Linked DNA regions of Mus musculus: all the other regions are linked to region 1. A link is a loop called in an ENCODE intact Hi-C map of the cell type or tissue named here. Cell type or tissue: heart. All regions are shown on one strand.

The links. Hi-C counts contacts between places; a loop is a spot of excess contacts. Peaks named below come from ENCODE experiments on the same cell type or tissue, not always from the same donor. Only the 100,000 strongest peaks of a DNase experiment are listed, where the experiment ranks them.
Region 2: it touches region 1 in a loop (5-fold over the local background); 4 of 42 quality-filtered maps call a loop at or near these places.
Region 3: a loop joins it to region 1, with 5 times the contacts of the local background. A loop is called at or near these places in 14 of 42 quality-filtered maps.

What each region holds. Positions count from the first base shown.
Region 1 is chr2:143,866,366-143,868,865 of GRCm38, forward strand. All of the region lies in intron 2 of Gm33648 (a long non-coding RNA gene), which reads left to right. It also overlaps a transcript of Bfsp1 not described here. Among named protein-coding and RNA genes, the nearest start is that of Gm33648, 4.3 kb to the left of the region's middle. In heart, a CTCF peak has its summit at 1,129 (motif pointing right); a DNase peak (open chromatin) is centred at 1,156; H3K4me3 peaks cover 349 bases; H3K27ac peaks cover 668 bases.
Region 2 is chr2:143,944,423-143,946,922 of GRCm38, forward strand. No RefSeq gene overlaps it. Among named protein-coding and RNA genes, the nearest start is that of Gm33804, 5.6 kb to the left of the region's middle. In heart, a CTCF peak has its summit at 1,444 (motif pointing left); a DNase peak (open chromatin) is centred at 1,269; H3K27ac peaks cover 874 bases.
Region 3 is chr2:143,979,929-143,982,428 of GRCm38, forward strand. The region is part of intron 2 of Rrbp1 (ribosome binding protein 1); the gene reads right to left. Among named protein-coding and RNA genes, the nearest start is that of Rrbp1, 30 kb to the right of the region's middle. In heart, a CTCF peak has its summit at 1,058 (motif pointing left); no DNase peak of the experiment used is centred here.

The sequences.
Region 1 (2,500 bases):
TACAGCCAAGTCCGCACACTTCTCTTGCACACTCACATCCCCTATCCCAGAATCATTGCAGGGAGCACCGTTCCAGGGAGCACCATTCCAGGGAGCACCATCTTCCGTGCTTGGATTCTGGCTTGTGTAACTCAGGTATGACCTCAGTGTAATTGTGAGATAGCATCCCAAAAATCCCAAGTAAGAAACATCCTATTAACAGATGGAGAGGGGTGGTGCTCCCTAACGTCTAAGTTTGATTTCTTGGTAATAATACCATTATACCTTGAATAGGGTGGCATCTCAAGGCAGTTTTAATTTGCATTTCTCTGCCTGCTAATGATGTTGAACACTTTAAAGAATGTTATTAACCAAGGTTTTTGGTTTTGTTTTTTTGTAATCTCATTTTTTTTAAGGTTTATTTATTTATTATATGTAAGTACATTGTAGCTGTCTTCAGGGCGTCAGATCTTGTTACAGATGGTTGTGAGCCACCATGTGGTTGCTGGGATTTGAACTTTAGACCTTCGGAAGAGCAGTCGGGTGCTCTTACCCACTGAGCCATCTCACCAGCCTTTTTTTTTTTTTTAAGATTTATTTATTATTATATAAGTACACTGTAGCTGTCTTCAGACACACCAGAAGAGGGCGTCAGATCTCATTACAGATGGTTGTGAGCCACTATGAGGTTGCTGGGATTTGAACTCAGGACCTTCGGAAGAACAGTCAGTGCTCTTACCCACTAAGCCATCTCTCCAACGGTTTTGTTTTTTAATGATTGATTTAATAAAAAAAAAAAAAAAAACTCACATGTCCTTCTTGCTTGCTATGGGCTAAATTGTACCTCCCCCAGCCCACTCACACCCCGTACACCTCACATGAATGCCATTTCACTTGGAGATGGGACCTTTAACAAGGCAATTAGGAATAACTGATAATAGGGCGTGCCTTCTCATGGCTGGTGTCCTTTTGGGAGGAGATTAGAACACAGGCACACAGGGGAAGAAGACAACCAGAGAGCCCCTATGACGCCTCGATGTCAGATGGCCAGCCCCTAGGCCAGGAGAAGTCTGATGTTTAAACTGCCTGGCCTGTGACGCTTGCTCTCATCCTTTCCCACCACATATAGCTGTCTGCCACCAGAGGGCAGCAGGCATATGCCCAGCTGCAGTGCTTGAAGCCTTCCTGGCAGATTGTACCACTTCGGAAGGCAAGACTGCCTGCCCGGGAAAGCCTGGAAAGACTAGAAGACTCTTGGCTTTAAGATCCCTGCTTAATGTAGCCCGTGGTCCAACCAGGCCCCAAGTCTAAGGACTTACAGCAATGCATGCTCAGTGTCCTGGGAGTGGTAAGTTAATATGAAGGGTGACATCACACTCAGAAGTCACTCCAACTGTACATGCACAGTTGACTCCAAGAAGCTTCTGGAAAGTGAAACTTGAGAGTCAAGCAGTACAAAGCGATCAGTATGATGCTATGTCTCCTATTCTCTTTGACCAACTGGAGGATCAGATGACCCAGATTTACGTGAGGACAGTTGGCCTCTTGGAACGCACGATGCTGAAAACAAGAAATACTGGAGAGAGTGAGAGTGTTACTGCAACCGTTGCTGAAATTTGAATGTGGAATGTGGACTAGCGAATTATATCAAAGCAGATTTAAAACTCCTTATCTTGATCACTGTATTTAGGACATGTGAAAGCTGTCCTTTGGAAACACACTGGGTTGGGAATAAAAAGGTAGGGATGGAGTTTAGACACATACAAATAGATTCATAGACTAACAAGGCAAGTCAGCCAACGTGTAAAGAGATGATGGGTTTGGTCAGGGGTACAGAGGGAGCCCCTCACTTCTTCCCTCAAGTTTTCTGTAAGTTTAACATTATAACAAAAGACAAAATTACAACCTCAGATCCCAAGAACTTCAGGAAAATTGTGATGATAACAAATAGATGTATAATTATACATATATGCATATATATTATTTGAGAATTTCATATATATGTATATATATATATATATATATATAGACAATGTATTTTGATTTTATGTAACCCTCACACCTCCTTCACCTCCTCCCAGGTCCCTTCCAAGACTCCCTCCCAACTTATGTCTTCTTTTTACCTTTTAAAATATTTATTTATTTTATTTTATTGTGTGGGTGTTTTACCTGTATGTATGTATGTATGTATGTATGCATGCATGCATGTATGTATGTATGTGTATATGTTTGTATGTGCCCCATGTACATATTTCATGCTCATGGAAATCAAAAGAAGGTGTCAGATCCCCTGGAATTGGAGTTATGTGGGTGCTGGGAACTGAACCCAGGTCCTCTGTAAAAACTACAAGTGTTCTTACCCACTGAGCCATCTCTCCAGCTCTCTTTCCTCCTCCTCCTCTCTTCCTCCTCTCCTCCTTTTCCCCTCCTCCTCCTCTTCCTCCTCCTCCTCCTTCTATAAACAAATAATGCATCAAGTCTATCAATGCTGCTTATATAATATGGATGAGGAACCATCCAC
Region 2 (2,500 bases), 78 kb after region 1:
GGCTTTTAAGCAGTCTGTAAGTGCACATGGGGTAGAAATGGGGTAGATCCTGATGGTTCCTGGAACCTGTTTGTGTTCTGTAGGTGGCTTTTGCTAAGTTTCAGGGGACACCTAGTCTGAGTCCCAAGTTGTACTAACAATTATTTGTTATTATAACAGTTAAGATTTACATATTTCTTCACATTGGTCAAGAACAAAACTGCTATGCATATGCCACTTCTTGAAGATGTTTATACTCTCAAGGGTAAACACTAAAATGTCTATATGAAAAGTCAACTTAGGATTCACCTAATGGGGACTTTTGGTTCCTGAGAAGGACACCTACGTGGCCAGTGCAGACAGAATTCTACCAGAAGTTGGCTATGATGATGTTACTTCTGAGAATATCAGTTTCTGGAAAGCAGCCATGACTTGGATAGTCATGGTCTTACTACAGAGCTGCCTAGGTCCCTGGCAGCTTCATCTCTGTAGCCCATTGGAGAATGAACCCGCCAAGGATTTAGAACCATTTTGAAATAATACAGTTTGGGCTGCCACTGGAAGAAGGGACACTCTGTGTGACAGGATGTTCAGGGGAGCCAGGGTTCCTGGGACATGGTAGGGCAGCTGACCAGGGTACCTGGAAAGCTCCTGGCTAGTCCTTCCGTAGCCAGCACGGAGGGAAAGCAGTTCTAACTAGGCAGCTTGACTTGTAACAAGCTCAGGTGTCATGACTCTGGCCCTGCTTCTGTGCTATGTTCCTGCCTTTATCCTCAATCTGAAGGTTGGGTTTTGTTTAGTGCAGTGGATAAGATGTCCAAGGGATGGGAAGGCATTTGCGGAGGATGTCTTTGCCTCTTGCCTACTTGGGTAAGTTGTCTGTTGTTCCTGCCCTTATTACACTGCTTCCTTGTCCAGGTGGGCCCCATGAGGCTGCCTACAAGCCAGCATCCTGCCATGAGAGATGATCAGAGGAGCACACTTATCACAGCAGTGGGCTGCACAGTAGAGCTTCCCGCTTGGTTGGTGGTATGGGCTGTATGACATTGGCCATCAAGGGCAGCTCTGGTGTGGGATGTTCTAAAGGGAAGCTTTTGGTAGCCCTGGTGTTAAAGGAAGTAGGGCAGTCCTAGAGAGTGGTATCTTCTCAAGAGATACTTGTTCCCACCTCCTCTGTCAAGTGACTAGAAGCTGGGACTGCTTGAGCACTTCTTTAGTTTTGGTAGACTAGGCGCTGTGAGGGCACGGCCCCTGTGCTATCTGCCATATTGAACAAGGTGGTAGCAATGGCTGCACCTACTAACCTCTCCCTCTGCACAAGGCCAATGCTCAGAGTGAGTTGCTTTTCGCTACTTAAGAGACCTGTATATAGAAGCAACCTTGTTTAGGAACAGCTGGGGCTAGCTGAGGCAAGATCCAGTACACTACCGTAGCAGTTACTACCCTGGGCAAACTCAAGCTCCCTCTGCTGGCCAGGGAGGTGCTGCTGCTGGGCAGGTTTCGAGGACTGGTGGGACCTTTGAGCCAAAGATGCTTAAGTAGTGTGCATAAGGTGCTAGGCCAGCCTCCTACAGGCTGTAACTGGTAAACATGGCTCCCACCGGTGGCCTGAGGAGAGTAGGTGACAAGTAGAAGCCATGGCATCTTGGCACACCGATTCTGAAGCTTGGTAAGGTAACCTTGGTATCTTGCCACCTTTACTCAGTAGTGCCCCACTCCTGTGCCATCAGAGGCCATCGCCCTGGGCATGGGTGCTGTTAACACCCTCCCCCACTCCTGTGCCTAAGACCATCAGAAAACAATGTTTACATAATGATTTATAACTACCAAATTACAGTTATGAAGTAGCAATGAAGGTTGATGGTTTTAGGGGTACCACAGCATGAACTGTCTATAGGAAGAGTGAGAACTGACTTAAGAGTTCCTGTGATTAAGGCACAGAGCTGGAGCCACACACCATGTATTCCTGTTATTTCTACTCAGTCTCCCAGTAGGAAACCGTGGGGCTTAAGGCTCAAGAGTTTCAGAGGCCCCTCTCCCCCTTGGCCTCTTTGAAGGTTTTGTATTCCTTGCTTAAAAACTGTCTCCTACTGCCATGCCACATGACCTGATATCATCTCAGCCTTTCCTTCTCTTTCCCACCTACCCTTCCTCCGGCACCTTGTTAACACACAGCAGAGCCATGTCTTAGTTCATAGGTGCTTCCCAAGCTGGGGCCAGAGTGCTTGGCCATGTGGTCTCTGGTAGTGTCAAAACCTTGGTTTATGTTCTGTGGTGTGAGGAGACATTTCCCAAGATTCCTGTGACAGCAGGAGTGCCACCTACCACCCCAGGTTGCTCTGTAATGCAGAGCAGTGTGGAAATCTCACCTTCCAGTCCCCCTTACCCCATAGGATGTATAGTGGCATCCAAGGGTCAGATGTCCCTTGCCAAGTTCAGCCAGTCAGATTTGTTAGGATTTAGAGGATAACAGGTTAGGTGGGGGACCTATTGCCTGGTAGAAGTTTAACAAGACTAGATG
Region 3 (2,500 bases), 110 kb after region 1:
GGGAATAACAAAGGTAAGGACTGTCTAACATCACCACAGCCTCTCCCCAACCAGACATTTATAAACTGTGACCAAGAAATCTATAGGAAAGTACAAGGCTCTCAAAGGAACTAGAACACACCCTGCCCTCTTCCATCCACAGCCAAGACAGGCTCTGGGCAGCATGGTAAGTAGAGCCTTCACTCCCAGATCAGGTGGCCCTTCCCAGAGCATGCAAGCCAATGACGAACAGCTACATCTGAGCCCTAAATGGTCACAGACACATGTGGGGTTTCCAGTGCCCTGGCAGCAAGCACAGAAGCTGTGGAGAGTTTATTACGGCTTTCCCCTTGGATGGAGGAAAGAATACTCTATAACCAAACTGGGAATATATGTGTATTAAATGGTACCCTACAGACTAAATGACTATTTTCCTCTTTATACTTATTTTTCTTTTCTCCAAACTTCAACAGAAACAATTTTATACCTGAAAAAAATGCACACATCACAACAGTTATTAAGACAACTATGGAAAGCAAGCTCCCTGCTTGGGCTTTCAGGCAGAGGGGCTGAAGACCAACGAGACAGTTTCAGCAGCAGTCAAGATTTTCGTTAGAGCCCACAGAGAAAGACCATGGCTTTATCATGGGCTTGACCACAGAAGCCTGGACAGTAACTGAAGACCCAGCACTGCCACAGCCAGCAGTCACTAAATGGAGATTTCCAGAAGAATGCCAGCTAGCAGCTCACAGTGAACTTGCTTCCCTGGGGGATCTATTTACATTCTGTTTGGAGGTAGAAAGGGACAGAGGGACAGAGAAGAAGTGGGAAGAGGGCAAGAAAATGGGGGCTTGGGTTTTGAAGAACTCTTACACAAAGGTGCTCAAAGCACCTAGGGTTTTGTTCAGAGATTCAAACCCTGACACACAGTTAGCGTCAAAGAACAAAGGTTACCAAGGCTTGTTTTGAGTACACACCTGGTGGCTTCAGCCTGAAAAAAAGGGTGAAGAGTTAACTGTCTGGAGGATGGGAAGGGGTCTGAGGAGGACTGCCGTGGCGGCCCTGTACTGCCATCTGCTGGCCACATGACTTCTGCCAAGTCTAAGCTCTGGCTGTGTAAAGCAGGTAGAACTGGGCTGTGAGCAGCATAAATGCAAGAAATGCAACACCAAGCACCTGGACAGAGAGCCTGGCTACACAGCATGGCTGCCAGGACGGGTGAACAGGCGAAAGGTGAAAGAGGAAGGGAGCAACTGCAGCCCAGCCAATGGTTTTAAAGAAAGAGCTCTGATCTGCTCTGTACACCCTGAATAGGTTTTCCTGGAAGCTCTGATAACCCTTCTTTATCTCTTCTGTCTCATGCCCCTGTCAAGTTACAGCTCTTTTTACACTGCATTTCCTACTACACATCTGCCCGCTCTGTAAGTAGAATGGTGTCCTGCAATGCCACACACAGGAGCTCAGATACCTCCACCAGCATCCATCCACAGGTCACCCCTAGCTTCAGGGCACAGAAGCATCTTTGACATTCATCTTACCTCAGCTTACAAGCACTTACCAGGTAACAGGTGCCAGGGCCTGGGTGGGCACTGGCATCTTGTGGGAGGCCTGAGAACTTCTAACTCCCCGAAAGGACTAACAAGGTTTCCGCCGCCAGACAGGCTCCAGGAACACAGACTGGAGCTCCATAGTGGAGTTCTGTTTCTTTTCCAGTTTTTTTTTTTAATACTAATACAAATAGAAAAACTAGAGAAATGTAAAAGGGTAAATGAAAGATACAAAAAAAGTACCCACAATCCTATCTCCCAGTGGGTCTGTTCTCCCATATAGACCATGAGAGACTCACAAAAAACCTACTTCTTTCTGTTTTCTACATTTTGGAGGGTGGTGGGAATCTCTTGGCCATGACATCATGGTCACCTGGCCCCAGAATGATACCAGCCTACCAGCTGGGGAAGGAGAGGGTTTTCTTCAAAAAGCTATCCACAGAGTATGATAAAAGTACCAGAGCCCCTGTCTCACTAAATAAAGAGGTTACGGGCTCTGTGGTAGAGTCCTCATCAGACCTGGGTCTCAACTCCTCTTCCTCTGAGCAAGAAACAGGCCTCACTCCGATTAACAGCTGCCTCATTGTAGACCTCATGCTACCTGCGGGCCAGGGAACTACATAGTGTATTCCCATATCCAGACCCACATAGGATCTAACCAAAGCCACTTCTAGTGCAGATGTCCTGACAGCACGTCACCAAGAGGCCATTCCAAGGAATCGGAGCAGCCAGGGATAAAGACGGATTTTAAAAACCACCACCACACATGCACACGCTCCCTGAGCTTCCTCAAGGATCCTGGGCACAGCTACTGAGGCAGCAGTGGTACTCCAAACACTTTAGTTCAGAGGAGTGTTCACTTCAAGGATTCTACTCATTCCCAGTCCCTAAGCACTCAGTAAAGAACCCCTGCTTTCTACTTCACAGGCCAGTGTTTCCTCCTCCTTCCACACGAGAGCTTGTAACACTCCTTT